Regions from separate parts of the Mus musculus genome. Here all the other regions are linked to region 3. Evidence: chromatin loops called from intact Hi-C (ENCODE). Cell type or tissue: left cerebral cortex. All regions are shown on one strand.

Region 1 (8,000 bases), 480 kb before region 3:
GCTACATCCTCAGCCTGCTGCTGATGCTCCCAGTGCACTTCCAGCTCACTTATCCGGTGACCCAGGGACAATGCCGTGCAGCTTGGGTTTAGGAAATTCTTTTTTCCCCAAACAAAAACTTACACATTTAGACAAATTAAACCACAAATAGACACTGAAGAACAGGCCTGACAAGAGAACCTCATACTTCCAGCTTCTGGCTTCTACTCTAACACCCTTGGAGACAAAAGCTACTGGGCAGGTGATAGGAAGCAACTGAGTATTTGTTATAAGCAGCGTGGTGCCTTCCAGGGTTTCACTTTTGATTTTGTTATTGTTTTGTTTTTGGAAAGCCTAAAATTCTAATGGAAAGTGGTCTCCGAGGAAAGTCTATTTTTCCTTACAAAATAGTGATTAGCTTGGCCATTTGACAATCCAGGTGCAAATGTAGCCAGGGTGAACATTTACTGAGGGATTTGGAGCCAGTGTACTGTTTAAAAGAAGCCCAGCCAACCGAGTAAAGCTGGGAGCAGGGGAGGTGCACCCCAGGAAATAGCACACCAATCTGTCCAGTGCCAGATGGTCAGCCCTGAAAACACACATACAAGTAACATTATATGAGCTCAACAGGTTATACTAAGGAATATATATGTATATACAAATGTGTGTATATACAAATGTGGGTATGCATGCACTAACAATGAAAAATGAAGCCCTGAATGTGAAGGAGATAGGGGAAGGGTATAGAGAGGGCTAGAGGAAGAAAATGAAGGGAGAAGTGTTATAATTAAATTACCATTTCATAGATAGGTAGATAAATAGGTAGATAGATAGATAGATAGATAGATAGATAGATAGATAGATAGATAGATAGATAGAGGACTCAGTGTACAAGTGTTGATGTGAACAGAAAATAAGAGGAATTATTTCAGTTTGGATGAGTACTTCTTATTCAAACATCCATAAGTAAGCTACCAAACATGTATTCATTTATTTGAAATAAGATCAGCCATGTAGCCCAAGCTTGTTTCAAACTCAAAAACCCTCTGCCTCTGTCTCACAGATGCTGAGAAATGTGTGTCCGATACTTTGCCTCAAAATATGCCTTTCTTTATGAAAGTATAAAACAAACTAAAACTCCCTTCCGGGAAACAAACTCTCCCTCTATAATGACTGAAAAAGAGAACGCCTCTGAGCTGACCCCAGAACAGTAAACGTTAACATCTAGCATTGAAACAAAGAAACAAAGAAGGCAGGGGAATGTCTCTGTGGGTAAAGGTGCTTGTGCAAGCCCAAAGACCTGAGTTTAGATACCCAATACCCATGTAAAAAGCTTGACATGAACATACACACACCAATAACCCAAGCACTGTAGGGGGAAGAGACAGGAGGACCACTCTGACTTGCTGGCCAGCCAGCTTAGCCAAGAACACAGAGCTCCATGCTCAGCAAGAGACCCTCTTCCAGTGGAATACAATGAAGGAAGATAGAGGAGAATGCCCAGTGAACTCCAGCCTCTTTATACACACACACACACACACACACACACACACACACACACACACACACGACCTCTGTACATGTATACACACACATGTACACACACACACACACACACACACACACACACACACACACACGAGCATGCACCCCACCCTGCACATATACAATTACAGCACACACATAAAAGACAAAGTAGTTGTCTGGGTCAAATGTTATAGCCCTGATTTATTCAGTCTGGAGTGGGCCACTAGAAGAGTCTGCAACACAGGTGGCAAATAAATTATGGTTTTTTTCTAAATGACGTGTGGATGGGAGCGAGCTAATGTGTCTTAGTGTGTGCTCTAATCTTAAGTATGATTTAACCTAAATCATGCATCTTAGACTATCTAAACTCAGATCTAACCTCCATAGACAACACGAGGCCTGGGCAACTTTCACTGGGCATAGTGGATAGCTATTACTTTCTAAATATCTTATTGTTTGTATTTTTGAGATTTCATTTATTTTTATTTTATGTATATGGGCATTTTATCTGCACATATGTTTGGCCAGCAGCGGCCAGAAGAGGATGTCAGATGCCCTGGGATTGGGGTTAAAGATGATTGTGAGATGCCATGGGTGCTGGGAAATGAAGCTGGGTCCTCTGGAAGAGCAGACAGTATTCTTAACCATACATCGTCTCTACAGCCTCAAAGCCTTCATTTTGCATGATGGTAAAATGCACATCCAAAGTTAAATCTGCAAAACGGTAAGCAGCTCGTAGTCCTGCTTCCTCGTTTGATGTGATCTTACGGCGCCTCTCCCTGTTCTCATTCCTAAAAGGTGCAGGTGAAAAGGTCAGCTCAGGAACTTTGGGAAGGTCATGAAACACTCGCCCTTCTGGAAGGGAGAGGCTAATTAACATTCCTCAGACCACAGGGTGGGAACAGACCAGTGGGTGGGGACACATTCCGCAGGACTGACCATTGCCCACCTTCAGACAAGGGAAGTCCTTGTCACCTCATTCCCTAAAGACCAATCAGTTTAAAGGGTGCACTGTTCCGCCAATCTTATTGTGCCTAGATGCTGATCTATTCTGCCTCTGGAAACCATATAAAAACTCACAGAATAGGCGCCGGTGATCGCTACCTCTCCTTCAGGTCTGGGATGACCCCAATGCACTGGAACAATAAATTCCTCTTGCTTTTTGCATCAACCCCAGGTCCATGTGGTTCACCCTGTAAGCTAAGGCTCCCCAGAGTCTTACATAGGTACATAGTCACAGTCTTTCTTAGGTAGAGATATAGTCCCAGCAACAGCTGAGAAGAATGCTAGAGAGGGCCACAGATACTAAAGTCCATCTATCCCACACAATCAGCCAGTTACCTGACAAGGACTTGTAGAGAGCAGACTCTGCCTTCCTGAACCTCTCAAGAGTGACAGAGGGCTCACTACAGCAGGTGAATCAGGAAGAAACCGATCAGATGAATGTTGGCACTTAAAATCAGGTGAGTCAACCTCTAGCTGCTTCATGTAGAAATAAAACAATAAAACAAGAGACACCAACCACTGAATCAAGGAAGGAGTCACTGGGGAAGTGCTTTTTATCATTATTACTATTATTATTATATAAACTTTTATAGTTCAGACTTTATCCCCATCCCGGTCCACCCTCTGACTGTTCCACATCCCATATCTCCTCTCCCCCCAACCCTCATCTCCAAGAGGATGCTCCCATCTCCACCCCCACCACACCTTCCACTCCCTGGGGCCTCAAGTCTCTCAAGAGTTAGGTGCATCTTCTCTGACTGAGTCCAGACCCAGCAGTCCTCTGCTGTATATGTGTTGGGGGCCTCATATCAGCTGGTGTGTGCTGCCTGGTTGGTGGCTCAGTGTCTGAGAGGTCCTGAGGTCCAGGTTACTTGAGACTGCTGGTCTTCGTATAGGTCCACCCTCCTCCTCAGCTTCTTCCAGCTTTTCTGTAATTCAACCACAGGGGTCACCAGCTTCTGTCCATTGGTTGGGTATAAACATCTACATTTGATTTTTTCAGCTGCTCACTGGGCAGTCATGATAGGCCCCTGTTTGTAAGCACACCATAGCATCAGTAATAGCGTCAGGCCTTGGGGCCTTGGAGAAGTGATTTAAAGAAGAATTTTTAAACACTTTAAGATGAATGAAAGAGAAAATAGTAAAACTATGAGCTATAGCAAATCGAAAATGCTCCAGGGGAAACCAACAACCACGAATACCTGCATTTCAAAAGAAAGGTCTTGTGTGGAGAGAAGGCTTGGTGGTTTAGAGCAGGTTAGGACCAGGGTGCAATTCCCCGCACCCATATAGTAGCTCAAAACCATCTGTAATTCCATCTCTGAGGGGACCTGACACCTGCTTCTGGCCTTTGCAGGTACCCTGCAGGCATGCATGTGGTGCACAGACAAAATACCCTTATATATAAAATAAGTTTTTAAAAGAAGATTTCAAGCCAATACCATGGCTTTACAGATTGAGAGAGAGAGAGAGAGAGAGAGAGAGAGAAAGGAAAAGAAAAAGAGAGAGACAGAGACAGAGAGACATACAGAGATAGAGAGAGCTAGCTAACTCAAAGCTCTTCATAGTCACTAGTTCCATTCAGGAGATTCCATCTGAAGGTCCCACTCCCTAATGCTATTGGTTGGGGGTTAAGACTTCAGCAAATGAAGGAGGCACTCAGTCCATAGTTCTGCCCAAGTGATCTGCATGGCCAGAGATTTATCTGCATCCCAATAGCTTTGGGAACAGAGGACCAAGACAAGAGGGGACGCTGAACCTCAGAACGTCTCAAGGTCCCCACCACTGTCAAGGAAAATTATTTATTAAAGACTGTACTTTGATACACTGACAGAGGGGGGCGCCCTTTAACAGAGAACCTTGGAAACCATGCCCTAGATTTTCACGAATAGGCAAAGATCACTAAAACCATTGTTATGTGAAGGAAAGAGAAATAAGTCCAGTTGCAGCTGGCCAACTCTTTCACTCCCTGACCCTGTGCAAAGCCAGGCAGAGGAGTGAGGGGGTAACTACATGGCAACACTCCAAGCTGAGAGCAAGTAATCTACTGGACATGCTGAACATCCTTAATCAGATAGTTTAACCCCCAAGTAAATAATCCAAAATGTAAAACTTTGGATGTTGATACAGGAACAAGTTGGAAGTCCACAACTGACAACAAGCAGCAGAATCCAAGCATACTAAACACATATACTAAACTGTACATACTAAACATATATACTGTACATACTAAACATATACTGTACATATTAAACATATATACTGCACATACTAAACATATATTGCACACACTAAACATATATACTGCACATACTAAACATATATACTGTATACACTAAACATATATACTGCACATACTAAACATATATACTGCACATACTAAACATACACTGTACATACTAGACATATATACTGTACATACTGAACATATAAGCTGTATAGTGTTACCCTGAAATTGTGTGTATATGGAATATGAATGTATTTTCTGTTTGGATTTGGGACCCATCTAAATGCTGAGCCTGTCAACTCAGCACTTCAGAATATGGAGAACAGGAAGATTGTCACAATTTCTGGGTCAGTCTGAGACACTTTTACATTAAAGGCAAACGAAAATCTCATCATGTCTACGTTAATGGTATCAACATTAAAAAAAAATCAGTAACATTTCTCATTCCGAGTGAGCATTTTTAGTAGGAGATAATCTGTAGTATTTCTTTAAGCTTAACCTTCAGGATTTAAAGTCTGAAGGTCAAACAGGTTATAAAGGCAAAAGAGATAACCCACAGCAATTTTCTCCAAAGGGTACAGAGGAAGGTATCACTGGCATGCAAAAATGAAATAGATTTTGATCTTGTCTTATCTGACTTTATTTGGGTTGTCTGGCTATAGCTTGACACCTTTAACTGTTCTTATCACATCAACTATTGAGCTATGAAGTATATTTTCCAATGATAAAAAGAGTGCTTCTTAATTTATTACTTCACTCTGAGTTACCCATGGTCCAAAACTATGAAATAGAAACTGCAATCTGTAGACTGTCAGTTGTGTGCTGTTGTTTTTGAGTAGCATGCTGAGATTATGGGTTAGCTTATTTTAGCTTATCGTCCCAAGTGGGCTGTGTGTTGTCCTACTGTACAGCGTATCTACACTGGGTACACAGTCTACCAGCAAGTCACTCAGTAGCAATCTTGGGTATCAGATTAGTGTTGTAACACTACAGTACTCGTGTTCAGGTAACCCTTGGTTTACTTCCTAATGGTCCCAGAATACTAATGAAATGTAATGGAGGCACCAAGGGAGAAGGTGTGGGAAGCCACATTGACTCTGGGCCTCTTTTTTTATCACGACAGGAAACAGGAAAGAGCACACAGAGAGCGCAACGTCAGGTTTTCATCTGGGGGTCTTATGTCAGGTAAAGGAGTGGGGAGCTATTGTAATTGCTTTTTTAAAAGAAATTATATTGCTCCTGCAGATTGTATAGTTCTGAATTTTCTATTTAATATTTTTTTGGACCATGGATAACTCAAAAGGCAAAGTAATAAATAAGCATTATTGTTTGTTTGTTTTTCAAGACAGGGTTTCTCTGTGGAGCCCTGGCTGTCCTGGAACTCACTCTGTAGACCAGGCTGGTCTCAAACTCAGAAATCTGCCTGTCTCTGCCCCCCAAGTGCTGGGACTAAAGGCATGTGCCACCACTGCCCGACATTACTTTTATCATTGGAAAATACACCTTATAGCTCAAGAGTAGACAAGATAAGAACAGTTAAAGTCCGCATCCAGGGACTGCTGACTCTGGATGGGTCTAAGGTGGTGGGGTGCAATAATTAAATAAAGACACATTTCAGAGATGGTGTCAGTAGAACTGTCCACAGTCTTCCAGTGACATTTGGCACTGTTCTCTACACAAAGCCCACCTGGAATATGCCAATCATAGAAAAAGTAGGATTTATTGCTGGTCAGTACACACTACAGAGAGGCCTGGGTATCTCAGTAGAAATTTGTTAAAGGATTTAGTCTTCATGTGATTTCGGGTAGTACTTTAGAAAGAAAAGCATGGCAGGGCGAGAGAGATGACTCCGAAGTTAAGTACACTTGCCGTTCTTCCAGAGAACTTGAGTTTTGTTCCCAGCTCCAACACATAGGCTCACAACTGCCTATAACCCCACCTCCAGAGAATCCAGTGACCTCCTTGGGTTTCTCTGAGTACCCCACACAGATACATGGCATTCACTCACACAGATATTCATATAAATAAAAATGAGGAGTCTGGAGACCTGGCTCAGCAGTTAAGAGCACTTGTTGCTCTTGCAGAGGACTCGAGTTCAGTTCCCAGCACCCCTGAGGTGGCTCACAACCATCCTCAACTCCAGTTCCTGGATGTCAAGGAGACCTGATGTCTTCCTCTGAATTCCTTGGGCACTAGGCACACTTGTAGTGCATATACACACATGCAGCCAAACACACACACTCACACACACACGATTTTATTTTCCTCTTTCAATCTTTTTAGACAGGTTCTCACAGTCCCTGGTCTGGTCTGTAACTTACTATGTGAGCCAGACTGGCCTCAGAATCACAGAGGTCCACCTGCCTCTGCCTCCTGAGTGCTGGGTGTAAAGGTTTGAACCATTACACCTGTTGAACTTGATTGGTTTTTCAGTTAGCATTTATCACATTGTCCAGGCAGAGTGATGATCTGGTAATTCTAGCTCTGCACAGTGCTTAGTGTTATCTGGTCACACCTTATACTTATCCAAGGTCTAGTTTTTGTCTTGATCTATTAGGCTTGGGGTGGCCTAATCTCAGGTTCTGAGTAAGTGTTCCTGTTCACTAGAGCAGTGAGCCCAGCAGTGAGGCCCACCAGCATCTGCCATTTTTACTTTCCAGTGCCAGGGTGAGACTTGAAATCCCTTGTGGCCTTCAAGACCATATAGCAGTGGTTCTCAACCTTCCTAATGCTGTGACCCTTAAATTCATCATGTCTTAGTTAGGGTTTCTATGGCTGTGATGAAACACCGTGACCAAAAATTAAGTTGGTGAAGAAAGGGTTTATTTGGCTTACACTTCCAGATCACAGTACATCCCTGGAGGAAGTCAGGTCAGGAAATCGAGCAGGTTTGGAACCTGGAGGCAGGAGCTGATACAGAGGCCATGGAAAGGTGCTGCTTACTGGCTTGTTTCTGGACTTGCTCAGCCTGCCTTCTTATAGAACCCAGAACTACCAGCCCAGGGATGATACCACCCATGAGGGCTGGGCCCTCCCCACTGATCACTAATTGAGAAAATGCCTTACAGCTGGATCTCATGGAGGCATTTTCTCAAGGGAGGCTCCTTTCTTTCTCTGTGATGACTCGAGCTTGTGTCAAGGTGATGCACAGAACCAGCCAGTACAACTCCCAACTGTAAAATTATTTCATTGCTACTTTATAACTGTAATTTTGCTATTGTTATGAATTTTAATGTAAATATCTGATATGCAGGACTATCTA
Region 2 (8,000 bases), 500 kb before region 3:
GGTGTGTTCTATAGGCTCTTACCTTTCAGATTGGGAGGAACCCTGAGAAACTATAAACCAACTTGTCATTATGTCTCTAGTACAGTGGAGCTGTCAAATGTGTAGGAAAACTAAGAGGTTGGTCACTGCATAAGCATGAATATAATCATGTTTTCTCTTAGGATAGCTGAGTTCAACATACTGAATAGCAAGAACTTGAGCTTTTCTCCTTTAAGATTGTAGCATCTCAGCTGGGCATGATGGTGCACGCCTTTAATCCCAGCACGCGGGAGGCAGAGGCAGGCGGATTTCTGAGTTCGAGGCAGCCTGGTCCTGAGTTCCAGGACAGCCAGGGTGATACAGAGAAACTCTGTCTCGAAAAACCAAAACCAAAAAAAAAAAAAAAAAAAAAAAAAAATTGTAGCATCTCAGGGTGTTCCAACGGGTTTTGAAGTTACTTTGAGGAAGGGTCTCACTGAGTAGTTCAGGCTGGCCTCATATTCATAATCTTCTTTATTCTGCCTCCTGAATGGAATCAAAGATGTGTGTTTCATTTCGTTGAAGCAGCTGATACCGAGAGCTAGACCAGTTACAGAAGAACTAGCAAGACTTCTGTTCTAGGACTTTCTCCTTCCTTCCTCTCTCCCTAACTCCCTCAGCCCATCTTTCTCCCCTTCTGATGAACCTCTGGAGGAGCATTCCAGGACTGATGGAGTACTGTGCATGTTAGGATCCAGGCTCTTTAGATGTTGTCTGTTGCCATTCCATTGACCAGAAACTAGTCATGTGTCCCAGGACTCACCACCAGAAATGCAGAGAAGATGTAGTTTTGACCTCAAGAGCTATCCATATTGAGAGTTCTAATTGTTTTTCTTCTGACACATAGTAATTGGACACAAGGGTGCAATGTGATGTTTCCACTTATGTATTGTATAATGTTCAAATCAAGGTAAATTAATATCCATTCCTGTAGAAACATCTCAGAATTACTCATGATTTTAAGTTGAATATCTTATACTTTATCCTTTTGAAGTTGAGAAAACTCTTTGAAAGTTTTCTTCCTAACTCTGACTTACAAAGTACGTTATTGTTAACTGTGGCTGTCATGGTGTTAGAGCTCCCAGGCATAGGAGATCACATAATAGTTACTTTTTAAGCATGTATTTATTATTGCATGTGAGTGTGTACCTGTATGTATGTGTGCTTACACAGCACAGCATGTGTGTGCTGATCAGACACCAACATTGTAAGGCTGGATCCCTCTTTCTACCTCTGCAGTTCCTAGAGCATGAAGTCGCATTCTCAGGCTCATGAGGCAAGCAACTACCAGTGAGCCATCTCCTAGCCCCTATTTTGCCTTTTTATAAAGTCAGATTGTTTGTGAGGTATTTTGGTTTGGGGTTTTTATAATTTGTAGACACTAATGTTGTATCAGGCGTGTAATTTGCTGATGTTTCCTTCTACCCTGTAGATGCTTTTCATTGCTTCCTTTGCTGTTCCAGGGATCTTAGGGTGATACAGGGCCTCATGTTTATTTTTGCTTTGATTGCTTGTGCTTTCTTCACGAGCTCAGTCATGCAGCCATCACTCTGTTTTCTTAGCGCAGTTAATTGAAGAGCTCCTCCTTTCCCTGTCCCATGTTCTGACGTTGTGAACATATGAGCTGAGTGGTGGGGGTTGGTTACTTCCCAGCTCTTTGTTCAGTCTGTACTCGTGTTCCTTCTATTGCTGCCTTCCTTGGGGTCTGAAAACATTTCATGGGACCTGGGTTTGGGTTTGGTTTTTGTTCGTTTCTGTTCAGAATTGGTTTTTTCCTAATATGTGATCTTCATATGCAGTAGAGAAGATGGGAATTCTACAGCTGTTGGATAGACTGTTTTGTGAGTTTGTATCAGCTCCATTGAAGTGTAGAGTACACTTGAAATGCACCATGTTGCTGATTTTATCTGGATGACTTCCATGGCTGTAAGTGGGGTGTTGCCCTCCACAGTTGTTGCTTGTCCAGCTGTCCCTCTAATACAGATTTGATCACGCCTGCATGGCATGCTTCTGTGTATAGTTATACTACAGACCTGGTCTGGGCCCCTTTATTGTTCCTCCATGTCCCAGCCTTATGGTTTTGATGTGAAGTTTATTTGACTTGACAAATATCTCACTTTCTCTGGTGGAGTACATCTTTATTCATTCATTTTTAGCCTCTGCATATCCTTGTAGATGACCAAGTCTCGTGTTGGCATCGTCATTTGCTCTTGTTTTTGTAATCCCTTCAGCTACTCTCTGTCTTACTAGATTATGTGATCCGTCTGCATCCAGGGCAATTACTGACCACTAAGAACCTGCTGCTGCTGCTGCATTGCGGCTGGTTTTCTAGTGTGCCTTTTCTTCCTTTCTTTTCTCCTACCATCTTCACTGCTGAGTAACGTTTCTTAGTCATTACGTTTGGTTCCCTGCCTTAGATTTTAACTTTTTACTTATAATGACCATGAAGCCCATAAAGAACCTCTTAATATGTAAAACAAGTTATGCTGAACAGAGCTGTGACCGTTTTCACTACAAAGGCAAAACCAAAACAAACTACCCTTCCCTTAGCTTCATTTCTCTTCTTGTTTTTAGTTTTGTTGTCAAATTTTAAATCATTTTATATTTCTTATCCTGTAAGAATTGATTGGAATTGTTCCTTTGTTAGTGTTTTTAAATCTTCCTGCTGAGAGCACAGGGGCTGTGGCTCTCAACTTTGAATATTCAAGGATTTTCTCTGAGTATTTCAGGGGTTAAACCTTCAGATACTTCTTCCACACTCAAAATTTATTTCTATGTATATGAGTGTTTTGTCTGCATGTCTGTCTGTACACCATGTACATGCCTGGTGCCTGCAGAGATCGGAAGATGTCAGATAACCCGGAACCGGAGTTAAGAATAGTTGTGAGCTGCCATATGGTTGCTGGGAACTGAACTCAGGTCCTCTGGAAGAGCAGCTAGTGCCCTTAACCACTGAGCATGTCCCTCCTCCCCAGCTTCGCATGGTTTCATGGTGCACATTTGCATTGTCTCTTATTTTTTGGTTTTGGTTTTGGTTTTTCGAGACAGGGATTCTCTGTGTAGCCCTGGCTGTCCTGGAACTCACTCTGTAGACCAGGCTGTCCTCGAACTCAGAAATCGCCTGCCTCTGCCTCCGGAGTGCTGGGATTAAAGGCGTGCGCCACCACCGCCCGGGGTATCTTCTCTTTCTTTTGAGCATCCTTTAGCTTTTATTAGGGAAGGGTGTCCGGCAGCTTTCCCCTTCAGTATCTGAAGTCCCCTGCAGTGCTGCCATTCTCTCACCTGCCCTGTGCTGCTCTTGAATGTTCTCTTTGACCTTTGAGAATTTGACTCTGTCCAGACTTTTGATCTTCCCATCTTTTTACATTTCTTGGGTTTATAGAGTTTTCTGTTATTCCTTTGGATAAACTTTGCACTTTTTGTCATTCTCTAGTTTTCTTCTGGACACCTTTGGATGGTATCTCCTAAAATGCTGACATTTTCTTTCTTCCTTCTCACTCATTTTCGTTTTCTTCTTTATTTTCAAGCAGCCTATCTTTAAAGCTCACTATTCTTTACTCTGGTTGATCAGTTCTGTGGTTTATGTCATCTACTTCAATTTTCACTGGTTTTTTTCCTTATATTTTTTGTTATCTGGAAGGATAATTGATGGAAATAAAGATTCTTATTCCACCTTTCATCTTGACTTTTTTCTTCCCTCCCTCCCTCCCTCCCTTCCTAACTTTGAGAGGTTCTCAAAGTTATATATGCAGTCTTGGTGAGTGTAGAACTCGTTGTATACTCCATACTTGAATTCGAGAACCTACTGCTGATGCCTGCTAAGTGCTGGAATTAAAGCTGTGCGCCATCATTCCTGACTCAGAGTTCTGTCCATTTTGATGGGGGAAATATCCTACATCTAATTACTCAGGAAATAGCCTGCCTATCCAGTCTTTGCAGCTGATCTATTGCAAACAGTGGGTTGTATGGTATAGAGGTTGAAAGTTAGAAAGTCAGTGTTAAGAAATGTATGAATTCTGTGCTTCTGACCCATCTCCTCCCCAGAAGGCTGGGTTAACTAACATGTTAGGTTTAAGGATTCTTCACCAGGTCCTTTGCCTAACTCGGCAGTCATCTCTGGGAACTCTATTAAGTCTCACCACTAGGGGGAGGTGTTCACAATAGAAAGATTTTTTTTTATAGTTTTTTTTTTTTTTTAAAGGCGTCTTTATCCTTTTTTTTCTCTTTGACTCCAATAGGCTCCCCTGATTAAGAATCACCCATTATGACATTGCCATGTTTCTGCCTTGATGATAATGGACTGAATTTCTGAACATATAACCCACCCCAATTAAATATTATCCTTATGAAAAGAAAAAATTACCCATTATGAATTTCTAAGGTCTGCCAACCTAGCAAAGACTCGAGGTGGTGGGAGTCAGGGTGATTGAGAAGCACAGAGGAAAAGAGAGGTGGGGTCTGGCTGACCTGAGAGCAGCAGCGCGAGCAGGGAGCCTTCCTGTGCAGGACCTCAGGCCGCTGATGTGCTGATGTTGAAAATGAAAGGGCACATTGATGTGTCGGTGGGAGGAAGGCATTAGGGCAAGTCACTGAGTGGCTGTGGGACCCTCATAGGGGATCAGTAGGCCATGAGGATAGGGGCTCTGCAGTAGCTGCTGGGAGGCAGGGTGTGGTTGGGACTGGGGAAACGTGCATCACACAAGTGGCCAGCATCTGAATATATTTTATAGATGAGTCCAGTAGGCATACATTACCAATATTCAGAGTTCCATCCTTCATTTCATCTCTACAAGACAGTACTGAATGAAGCAGGTTTGGTGTTCTTTAATTTAAAGATATCGAAGTGCAGAGAAGTTACTGCCTGAGATCACCTGGCTGCAGTGTGGGACCCGATCCAGAACTCCTGGACTCGGCCACTGCTGCCTTCCCTCCCAGAGGTTTCAGGAAGATGGCCTGCATTCCTGCTGTCACCTGCACATCCTGGTCAGCCTGGGCTTTCTAGATTACAGAATCGACAAGGAAAACATTGCAGATAGTCTTAGAAGACAGAGTTGATGGTGTGTGGGGCCCGAGCTGGAGTTCAGCGAGGGTAAAGCCTGGAGTCCTTTCCTGGACCACAGAAAGAGAACAGTGAAGAGTGCCTGCCAGAGAGACGGGGTGAAAACAGAGGAAGGAAGCAGAAATGAAGATGACCAGGAGAGTGAAGGAGGCTGGAAGGAGAGCCAAGAAAATGGGGACATACCACGTGTGTGGGGTGCTCAACATGCAGTATATACTTACATGAAAATTAAAAGTATATATTTTATCAAAGAGAAAAGTATATCTTCAGAGTACCAAAAAGAGAAATGAGTTTATGTATAACTCACTGAGTTTCCTTGGGTTGTGTCTTTGTTTTATTCAATAAGCATATATTTTAATGACTGTTTTTCAGAGAGAATTGAAGTACCTGTACTCAAAAGGAGGCGCGAGGTGCTGCCATTGAATATAACCACGCCAGAAGAAACAGAAGAAACAGCTGCTGCCAGTGCCACTGAGGATGGAGTTTCTAGACTCCCACCTCACAGGGAGGAGGAATCCTGTCTTAATAGCTTAAAAGATAACACTGTGCAGTGGAAACAGCCAGCCTCTTCATGTGTGCAGCCAGCCAGCCTCTCTCCTCATAAGAACCTGCATCTGGATACACAGCCGAAGAAGGAGAAGAAGTGTGTGAAGCTTGTGGATAGTCCGGCCAACATTGAGGTCTTACATGAACAAAGTGGGAATACCCCCAATTCTCCCAGGTCAGTGTCTTTCTGCCTGGCTGCCAGTAGCCTTCTCCATCATTCCTTTCTCACCGCCTGCATTGTGCCGTGTGGCTCTGTCTATGTTCCCAGCACTGTGTGCACTGGAGCCCTGCAGTCTGGGCACTGTGTGCACTGGAGCTCTGCAGTCTGGGCACTGTGTGCACTGGAGCGCTGCAGTCTGAGCACTGTGTGCACTGGAGCTCTGCAGTCTGAGCACTGTGTGCACTGGAGCCCTGCAGTCTGGGCACTGTGTGCACTGGAGCTCTGCAGTCTGAGCACTGTGTGCACTGGAGCTCTGCAGTCTGAGCACTGTGCACTGGAGCCCTGCAGTCTGAGCACTGTGCACTGGAGCTCTGCAGTCTGAGCACTGTGTGCACTGGAGCCCTGCAGTCTGAGCACTGTGTGCACTAGAGCTCTGCAGTCTGAGTACTGTGTGCACTGGAGCTCTGCAGTCTGGGCACTGTGTGCACTGGAGCTCTGCAGTCTGAGCACTGTGTGCACTGGAGCTCTGCAGTCTGAGTACTGTGTGCACTGGAGCTCTGCAGTCTGAGCACTGTGTGCACTGGAGCTCTGCAGTCTGAACACTGTGCACTGGAGCCCTGCAGTCTGGGCACTGTGTGCACTGGAGCTCTGCAGTCTGGGCACTGTGTGCACTGGAGTCCTGCAGTCTGAGCACTGTGTGCACTGGAGCCCTGCAGTCTGAGCACTGTGTGCACTGGAGCCCTGCAGTCTGAGCACTGTGTGCACTGGAGCCCTGCAGTCTGAGCACTGTGTGCACTGGAGCTCTGCAGTCTGGGCACTGTGTGCACTGGAGCTCTGCAGTCTGTTTGAGCACTGTGTGCACTGGAGGTCTACAGTCTGGGTGGCCTTCCTTTGTTTTTTTTTCAGAGGGTCAGGTAGACTCAGGTGACTGCAGGAGGAGGGGGCTGTGAACAGCAAGTGATGCTAGGCAGTTATACTTCCCAGTCCACAGAGCAAAGACAGCTCAGCCCAGCTTTCCAGAGTGTCTTGCTGGGTGGGATAAATAAATAAACTGTTGTTTTTCTCTTAGTTCAAGTAGCCATGAAAGAAAAACCAACTTTCTCAAAGGGCTTTCCAGTAGTCTAAGACATTTAGACTTAAGTTTTTTGGTAAGAACAGGTAAAAGTTTTTGTGGTTTTTCCATATTTATACTAAGCTTTCAGAAATAGGCTTTGATGCATGCTTGACATTTTTAAATATCAAAGCTAATTTAGTTTCATTTTTATTTCAAAACTTCAAAGCTTCCAGCTTTCTGTGTAATGGAGTTTGTGACTAACAAAGTATGGGAGGGTCTGTGAGGGAATCATTGTTCCAGGGCTCTCTCTGTCCCTTGGGAAAGTCAAACTCATAGAGATGAGAAGGTAGAGTGTCTGGAGCCCAGGCACCTGATACAGCAGGGTCAGGGCAGTGGTAAACGTGGACCTGATCTAGATGTCCAACACCCCAGGTATTGGTGAAGGATGTGTGGTATGTATACAGTGCAACCGTGGAGGCCACAGAGCTGGGTAATTTGGAGAAAGATGAATACAAGTAGAGCTGCTCATGCTAAACTAATTAAACCGTCTCTTAAACAGTACATTCTCTGATTTGTGACACCCAAACTTTATATGTGCATAAAATCATATATGTGCATGTAACATGAAAACAGAAGCAAAGTCTGAAGGGACAGGCACAGGAAGGATAGGGTGGAACACAGGTACCCTCACACTTGCACAGAAAATTTTAAAAAGTGAGTAAGGAAAGTGAAGGAGCCAGATCGTTTTAAGGAGATGAATGATGTCTGCATGCAGTACAGTGACAACTGTATTTAAAATAAAGCTGTATACATTTAAAAGTTGAGCATATTGATGAACATTGGCACCATGAAATGAGCTCTCTGGGAACTGCTAGTGCTACGTGAGTCTCAAAAAAGAGTGAGTGCAAAATCAGACATTTAACTGCAATAGCGAGACACAGCCCACCCATACCAAAAGGTCTCCTAATGAGCTTCATGTGATTTAAGTTTCCAGTACTTAAGTTCCAGATTTAAGTTTCCAGTGAATACGAAACAAAGTATTCACTGGAAAAAATCATCAGCTGCTAGTATTAGTTCATTGGATTTTATAAATAATGTTTAAATCTATAGGACACATGAAATTAAAACTCCGTATTCTAGCACATATTCCCAGCCTCAGACAG
Region 3 (8,000 bases):
GGGCGCACGGTCCTAGCCCTCCTGGAGTTACCATGAATAGGCGAGCAGTGTTAGGATTCACACAGAGGTACAGCATCCAGTTGGCACCTCTCTGCTTGCTCATGATGCTCTTCTGTTTTTGACATGGAACAGATCACATACACCTTCTAGATGTGTGTTCATTTTCCTAAGAAGGAATGGAATTGGCTTCATCTACCACACAGCAGGACCTCTGGGAAGCTAAGGATTTTCAGGACACACAAAGACAGGCACCTCCCAAAGCCAGGCAGCTGAGGGATTCCGCTCTCCATAAAGGCAGTAGTAGCGTGTGCTTTTGAACAATTTGAACACCAAAGTCACTTTTCCTACCTTCCAGCAACTGTCTTCAAGTAAAAGAAATCCCCCAGCGTGTTTTGCTCACAGAGGTACAAACTCACTGAGCGGCTGAACTTGACACTCAATAACCAAAAGGCCACTGAGAGTTGAAGGCCGTAGCGTCACTGCGGCCAAGCTGCAGTGGGAAGCAGTTAAATTGGTTCACTGACAGTCACTGGTAGACAGTTACCATTTCCTCTGTGCTGGGAATTTTACCTGGTTAATCTGCTTAGTTTTGTGGAATACAGCCAATAGCATGAAGATGATGATGATAATTAATAATAACTGGTACTTAATGAAGGCTCTATACGTTCAAGCTTTTTTATATAAATTAATTCAATCTTTTATTCTCCATATAAAATAAAGAGGTTTTGGGTTTTTTTTTTTTTAATCTTCTTTGACACATTAGGCAAGCAAGCTACACAAGATCCTCCTGCTCAAGGTCACAGGCACATGGCTAAGATTGGAAATCTGGTTACCTGGCTTCAAGACACTTCTCACTTCCCCTGCTTGTGGCTATGTATCAAGTAAGCATTAGATATGAGCTTCTTGGAACACAGACTGAGCCACCCTGCTGCCCCCCCCCCCCTGGTGCCCAGCACTGTAGCCAGACTTGGCATTGCTATAAGAGAACACACTGGATACCTCAGCAGCCCTAAAGACTTTTCCACATTACAACTCCCAGAGGCCTGACGAAGCTCTGAGATGAATGGATTTCAGAGCCTTTGCTTTTCCTGACACCACAACCTCCCACCTCCAATCAGTCCTGGATCCACCATACAGACAGCACTAGTTTAATCCAAGAATAAAATTGGTTACATAAGCACACAGCAGACATGGGGGTGAGCAGAGGAACAGCCTGGGAGCAGCATTTGGCCACTCTCAGTCTCCAAAGTGTAGCCTGTTCACAGAACTTTTCATCTCCCCGTGAGCATCCCTCCGCACGCAAAGTTTCCTTCATCTTCTCTCCTTGGTGCTTTCTATATTGTATTTTATTTTGGTCGTGCGCATTATCTGAAGTTACCATAGCAACGCGTCACCAGCTGCTATCTCATAGTAATGTTGGCATTTAGGTAGCAAGCTCCTGGAGCTGACTTCCTTCCTTCTGTGTTCTCACCTCTCCCACCAATCCCAGGTGAGCGGGGTGCCTCCCAGCAGCCAAGCCCCCCTCCTTGATTTTGTTCTCCAAAGCAGAGCAAATGATTGCTTTGCCTTCTTTGCCACAGTTTACTCTAGCACCACAAGAGTCTCAACTCTGTGTGTGTGTGTGTGTGTGTGTGTGTGTGTGTGTGCTCTAGAGTGTGTATGTGAGTGTGTGTACCTACATATGTGTGTTTGAATTAAAGGTTGCTAAGTAGGAATGGTTAAACTGAATGTTGTATGCAGAACTATTAGTATTTCCAATAATAATATGATATGGAAGAGACTTTTAATACAAAGGAGCCAGGGTAATGATTTGGGGAGAGTTCCTACCAAAACTGAAGTCGTCTGCTATGTTGCTCACACACTATCGGTTTCCTCTTGTTTCCTTACCAGCACATAGTAAAGAGAGCCTGACTGGTTGTCCTTTTCCTCAAAGCTTCAGTTCTCTCCCAGATGTGCGAGACCTCTGAGTGTAGTGATGAGCCGGATTAATTAAAGGACTTGATTGTCTCAGATAGCCGAAGAAGGTCCTATGCGGCAAATATACCCCTCCACTCCAGCATTAAGTAGCCCCTCATCAGCCAAGTGCCTGCAATGATTGCACTTATTTTTACACGTTTGACCTAGTTTCAAACTGTGTCTCTTCATGCTGTGATTCATTAGCCACATTTTAAACCACCCGATTAGAGCGAGGTGACTCTGCCTGCTTTGCGCCAGAGACTCAGATTCAATTTCTCTCTGGAATTTAATATGCAAGTCCCTCTGGTACTCTGTTTTAAGAAGCAATTTCCTATCCGGGCACCTGGCATGCTGCTTTGGTATGGATGAGTGGCTGCCTCATGCCGTGGTAGTAAATATATGTCGATTATAGAATTTCTGCCAGGAATAAAAAGAAGAGGGTTCTAATTGGCTCAGATTGCAGGGAATCCCCCAACTCCCCGAGAACCCCATGCAACATTAAGGCTTTTCTAGGTCATTGGAGGGGATGGGAGTTTGAACTTTTAATGATATAAAGTTGGAGCAGCAGTCGACCTTAGGGCTATGTTGGCTGCCAGGGCAAATAGTCTGATTGTCACCCCAACCATCCTTCCCCAATTTCTCTAAGCATTTTAGATACGGCAGGTATGAAAGTCTGGTCTCAAACTTGTGAAAATGGGAGAGGGCCAAGACACACTTGCCATTTTGAAGACAATCTTGAAAGGGGCTAGCCGTCAGAGAAGCACTAAGTGATTCCATTACTCCTTCATTGCATGAGAAATCGTGAATGGCTATTCAATTCAAATGACAGAGCCTTTAATGAACCTACTGCCTGTGGCTCGTTCTACTTCAGGGAGTCTGTTAGTCACATCTGTGTGATCACCTAAGGATCGATACCAAAGTGAGCTAGGCTGTGGTAGAAAAATCAGGATGCTTCCGGTTCAAGATAAAGCAGTCAATTTTTGATTAACAGGCAAATGCAAGTGACTTGTCTAAACTTCCATGACAGTGCATGCAAATCCTAGTGAAAGGCACCCAACCGGGCTTTTCTACATGCTGATCTGGACAAAGAAATTAACAAGCTGGTAAAGTGACTTTGATTGATCTGTGAACTCTAACACACTGACTGATTCCTAATAAAACAATAATGGTTTATTTCATAAAATGGTCAAACTCTCCAATGAAGAATGGAAAACCCCTCTCTCTTTTTTCATTATTTAAAGATAGAAAGAAAAAAAAGGCAGAGAAGTTTCCTTAAACAAACCCTAAGAGAATGCAGCCCGTTCGAGGTAATTCCAGCAACTTGAGCTCCTCTGAGGTTCGCTCTTTGCATTTCCTCCTCTTCCAATTCAAATCAAGCCACTGGGAATAACAAGCCTTGCGGATCGAGGCGTTTGGGGCAGCCTGCAGTTCTGACAATGGTGGATTTTCACCACACACACCCACACAAGCTCACAGTCTCAGCACTCATTTAAACCAAAGATTTAAAGTAGACTGCTGTCCAAGAGACAACAGCATTTTTTTCCTACAAGATCATCGATTTAAAAAAAAAAAGAAAAAAGAAAAAAAACAAAAAAAAATCAAACCTTCCCATATCTCTTACCTCCAAGCAGTGGAATTACCTGCAGAAGATGCCGCCCCTTCCTTGTACAACGAGCCAGCCTTTGACCAGAAGCAAGATAACTCCAAACGAAGGAAAAAATAAGCCCTTTATATTGTAATTTTCACTGTTTATATGCAAGAAGTGTAGTGGGTCTGCTCACGTAGGAATAAATAAAAAGCCGAACAAACTGCACAGCAGCTACCATGTGAAAAGAAAAGCCCTCTAGTGGCCACAGGATGAATTCTTTAAGGAAGGGAGAGAAGAGAGGAGACGGAGGGAGCAGGAACTGAGGAAGCCCAGGTAAACACACACACACACACACACACACACACACACACACACACACACACACACACACCACACACACCTACCTCTAGCTCTTCAAACTCTAGAATCTCCCTTCCCTACATTTAGGCTACCCAGAGGTATGAAATCCATCTCTTAATTTCAGTGCGACCTTGTTAAGTTAGCCAGGATGCAGCTGCTTCAGCCTGGTTTGAAAGAGTTGAGTAATTTCACAAACTCACTACTACCCACCCTGGAGGTCTCGCCAGGAAATAACAAGCAGGTGGGATCCCCAAGGCTTTGGATTCCTACACTCAAAGTGGCTAGAGCCCCCTGAAAGTCTAAGCTTGGTGCTTTGGGCCAGATATCCATGTTTTCTAAACATGGGGTGGGTTTAGCGGTCACCAGCTTCTGTGCAGGTGACCTGCTTAGTCATCGAGTTCCTTCTTTTAAAAGGCCACTCAGCTGTTCCAAAATGATCCATAATACTTTTAAGTGAGGACCCTACATCTTTGCCTCATTCCGTTCTATAGCTGGCCCTGCTGACTGAGAAGGCATGACACCCCTAACGTCCTAATTGAAAAACACCAGGAAGCAAACGAGAGCCTGTACCTATGTTAGCTACTTTGGCAAATGAGTGCATGGAACACATTAAGCAACCTAAGAGACCTACCAAAGAATGCAGAGGGTACTTCCTAGGGGCCATAAGCACTGTCCATCACTCGAGCAGACCTACAGGCTGGCTGATATACAGGTTACATGCATGCATATTCAATATTTTTAACAACAGGAGACTTTTTTAAACAAAGGCCACAGACTGTCAGATACACACACACACACACACACACACACACACACACACACACACACAGAGAGAGACAGAGACAGAGACAGAGACAGAGAGACAAGAACAGAGACAGATAGACAGACACAGAGACACACACTCAGGTATCACACACCTTTATTTTTCAAATAAAATTTCAAATAAAATTTCAAATGAAATTTCCAAGCCTATCTTCAGCAGTGGGAGTCCCTGGACACTCCTTGTATCCCACCAGTAACCAGGCAACCTTCAAAAAAAATCTGGCCTGGCCTGGTTCACAGTGAGACCTCCTCTGGCCAAGATGGTCATCCCTCTAGGATCTTACAGGAAACAGTTGAGAATATTATCTCAGCCCTGCTTGATTAGTGACCAGTGTTTCTTTACCAGCTTCCAGAATATATCCCCTCAAGTGCTGTTTCTATATGCCAGCATGCCCCAGCACAGACACTTAACACCCTGGGAGGGAGAACACAGGAGAGACTGAGTGATGCCTTTGGTCCATATGAGGCTATAACTCATGCTTCTCCACTTTCAGGGTTTCTTCAGGACCCACCTCCTCCTCACATCTCTACCTTGATTTCCCTCTTGTCTGACTCCTTTCCTCATGGACATTAATCACGCTTTCCCGACTAAATAATAAACTCACGAAGAGCAAAGGTTGTCTCTCCGCATCTCCTTTATCTTCTTTATCCGTAAATAATGCCAATCCTGGTAGGTGTTAGGTTCGCTCATGGCTGATTGATTCATGGTGATCCAGTAATGATCTCTCTGCAGAGACTTGCCATGCACTTAACAGTGCTGTTGGAGCTGTTGGTCTTTCCAGGAATTCCTCTGGGAGTGGATAAGGGCACAGATAAGACTATGGGGATTCATGCAGACAAAATTATTTACCAGGAAAATGAAACTGACTGCCCCTGAGAATCTTGGCTAACATAGGCTGAGTCTCCCAACATCCATAGAGTGCTGTTTCCGAGGTACAAACAGCACAGAGGTGGGGTGAAGAGGGGGACAAGGGGGTTCTGCTCTTAGTTTTGTATCTGGAGCTCCTAGCACAGCTACAGGCACGTAATGGGTGTTTAATGAATGTTTTAAAATGAATTAGCGGTAAGGACATTTCCTCTTAGGGAGTTGTTTTACATGCCAGCAAGAGGAGATGCTTTGCTGCTGGGTGGTCCTTTATGAGTGCGGGGGGTGGGGGGGCTGTATATTTTCAAGTTTGATGTCAAGGAGACAGAAAGGACAAATTTCAGTGCCTTTGTATTTTTCATTATGTTTTGTAGAGTCACTTTGTGGCGTGTATGACAGCTATCTTAGACCAGATGGGCGACCAACACTATTCATTTTACATTGAGACCTTCCAGACCAGCTCAGACCTTGTGGTAAGTCTGCAGGACATGGCAGGGGGTTGGGAGGAGGCAAGAAAGGCGTGGCATACCAAGCTCCTCTTCTCAAGAGTTTGGGGCAAGAAGGCCCCCTACAGATCTCAAGCGTGTGTGTTGCAGATATGATATACGAATCTGATTCCATTTCTAGAACGTATCTCCAGCCCATTACAGCTGTGTGCTATGGCTCCCACATCTAGATTCCCATTAGCAAACAGACATTTGTCGATGAATCATGAGTTCTCTGGAGCTCAAGAGTCTGAGTGTCCGAGTCATAATATTTTAGATTGGAATCCTAGCTAAGTCACTGTGTGACCACAGGCAAGCTAACTTCTCTCAAGCCTCAGGTGTTTTGTTTTTCCAATCTGGGAGCTAGGGATGACACTATCTGTGTCACGGGCTTTGAATCCGAAGTGTAACAGTAAAAGCACTCAGGAAATGCAGCTGTCACTATGCTGTAGCCAGTGTACAGAGAGAGCTGGTTCCTGAGCTCAACTCACCACTCAGGACTCGTCTGCTAAGCCCACCACCATCGCCAGGGAGAAGCCACAAGCTTGGCTTTGTGCCAAGAGTCTAGTACATAGCATGTGCTTGATACCTTGTGCTAACCTGTGGGTTGACATTACCCCGTTCTGATGTGGAAGCTTGGACTTTATACCACAAAGGTGATTTTTTTTTTCCTAGAAGAAAAAATTTGCTAGAAATAAGCCAATACCATTTCCAGACTTTCACAATTTAGTTTAAAAGCAGTGTTTTTGAAATAATATTCTGCATAGCCCCCTCACTACCCTACCATATACACACATCACATATCACACCACACATACACAAACACACCATATATATATATATACACATACATACCATGCCATTCACGCATGCACACACATACACACACACACCACAACACACCAAACATACACCATTCCACACACACTCACACACACAATTGCACACATGCTCACAGCACACACACACTCAGCACACTCACACAAGCACATATGTATGTGCACACACAAGTACACACCACACATACATCACACATATACACTATACCACGCACACTCACACACACCTTGCACACACTCACACACAATTGCACATACACTCACACACAACCGTACACACTCACAGCACACTCACACACAAACAGGCACACTCATATACATATACAAACACACACCCCAAACGAAGTTAATCTGTCTTTATCTGTTTCATACATTGGGTTTTAGGTGAGATTTTCTCTGAGCAGAGGCTGCAGTGAACATGACAAGCGCGGCTTAGGGAAAGAACTGCGGATGGGTGGGTTCACTCTGCATTCGAAGCTTTAGCTAAATCACCTAGGGGATTCGACTTCACTACCTGCAGCTCAAGATGCTCTTGGTACCAGTGGTTCTTGACTTGGCTGTCTGGATCTGTACTGAACTTATTTTCCCTAGAGATAAGGATGAAGGCTAGCCTACTGCAAGATTTGCTGGAGAATGTTTCAATTCACTTTGAGCCTCTTTAAAAAGAGGAAGACCCTTGTTACCGCCTGTCTTTATGACTTGACACACACATGTGACACTTGGATTAGCTGTGCCTATACATTGCTAATTATATGTTCATTTAAATAATAGTGTATTTGTTCAATGACCCGAGACTGTACCATATAATGTGGATTATTTACCTCTCAAATACGTATCTGGGAAGATGATTACGAAATCATCAGCAAATACATTTACTTCTTTATTCTTAATGACAGAACCAATAGTGCTATAGTTGCAGAGAACATTTTCAGTCATTGTTCATATTCCGCTTGTACCTGTGAGGCAGAATCTTAGTAGCGGACTTATAAATTTCCATTTCTAACTGGTTGTGATGACTTTGAATTCCTTGGCAAAAACCTAGGCCCCTTCCCAAACCTAACCCTCTAAAAGAAAATGAATATTCA

What was found. Peaks named below come from ENCODE experiments on the same cell type or tissue, not always from the same donor. Only the 100,000 strongest peaks of a DNase experiment are listed, where the experiment ranks them.
Region 1: a loop joins it to region 3, with 4 times the contacts of the local background. A loop is called at or near these places in 4 of 42 quality-filtered maps.
Region 2: a loop joins it to region 3, with 4 times the contacts of the local background. A loop is called at or near these places in 12 of 42 quality-filtered maps.

What each region holds. Positions count from the first base shown.
Region 1 is chr11:34,792,650-34,800,649 of GRCm38, reverse strand. No RefSeq gene overlaps it. Among named protein-coding and RNA genes, the nearest start is that of Dock2, 13 kb to the right of the region's middle. In left cerebral cortex, a CTCF peak has its summit at 4,356 (motif pointing right); a DNase peak (open chromatin) is centred at 4,351.
Region 2 is chr11:34,811,124-34,819,123 of GRCm38, reverse strand. Spdl1 (spindle apparatus coiled-coil protein 1) reads left to right here. Exons shown (of 12, transcript NM_027411.2): 10 at 1; 11 at 5,450-5,798. Among named protein-coding and RNA genes, the nearest start is that of Spdl1, 19 kb to the left of the region's middle. In left cerebral cortex, a CTCF peak has its summit at 4,151 (motif pointing right); a DNase peak (open chromatin) is centred at 4,141.
Region 3 is chr11:34,310,523-34,318,522 of GRCm38, reverse strand. It overlaps Dock2 (dedicator of cyto-kinesis 2), which reads left to right. Exons shown (of 52, transcript NM_033374.3): 28 at 5,966-6,064. It overlaps Insyn2b (inhibitory synaptic factor family member 2B), which reads right to left and starts at 3,701. Exons shown (of 4, transcript NM_001025382.2): 1 at 3,578-3,701. In left cerebral cortex, a CTCF peak has its summit at 3,772 (motif pointing left); DNase peaks (open chromatin) are centred at 2,002, 2,243, 3,379, 3,782 and 1 more place; H3K4me3 peaks cover 694 bases.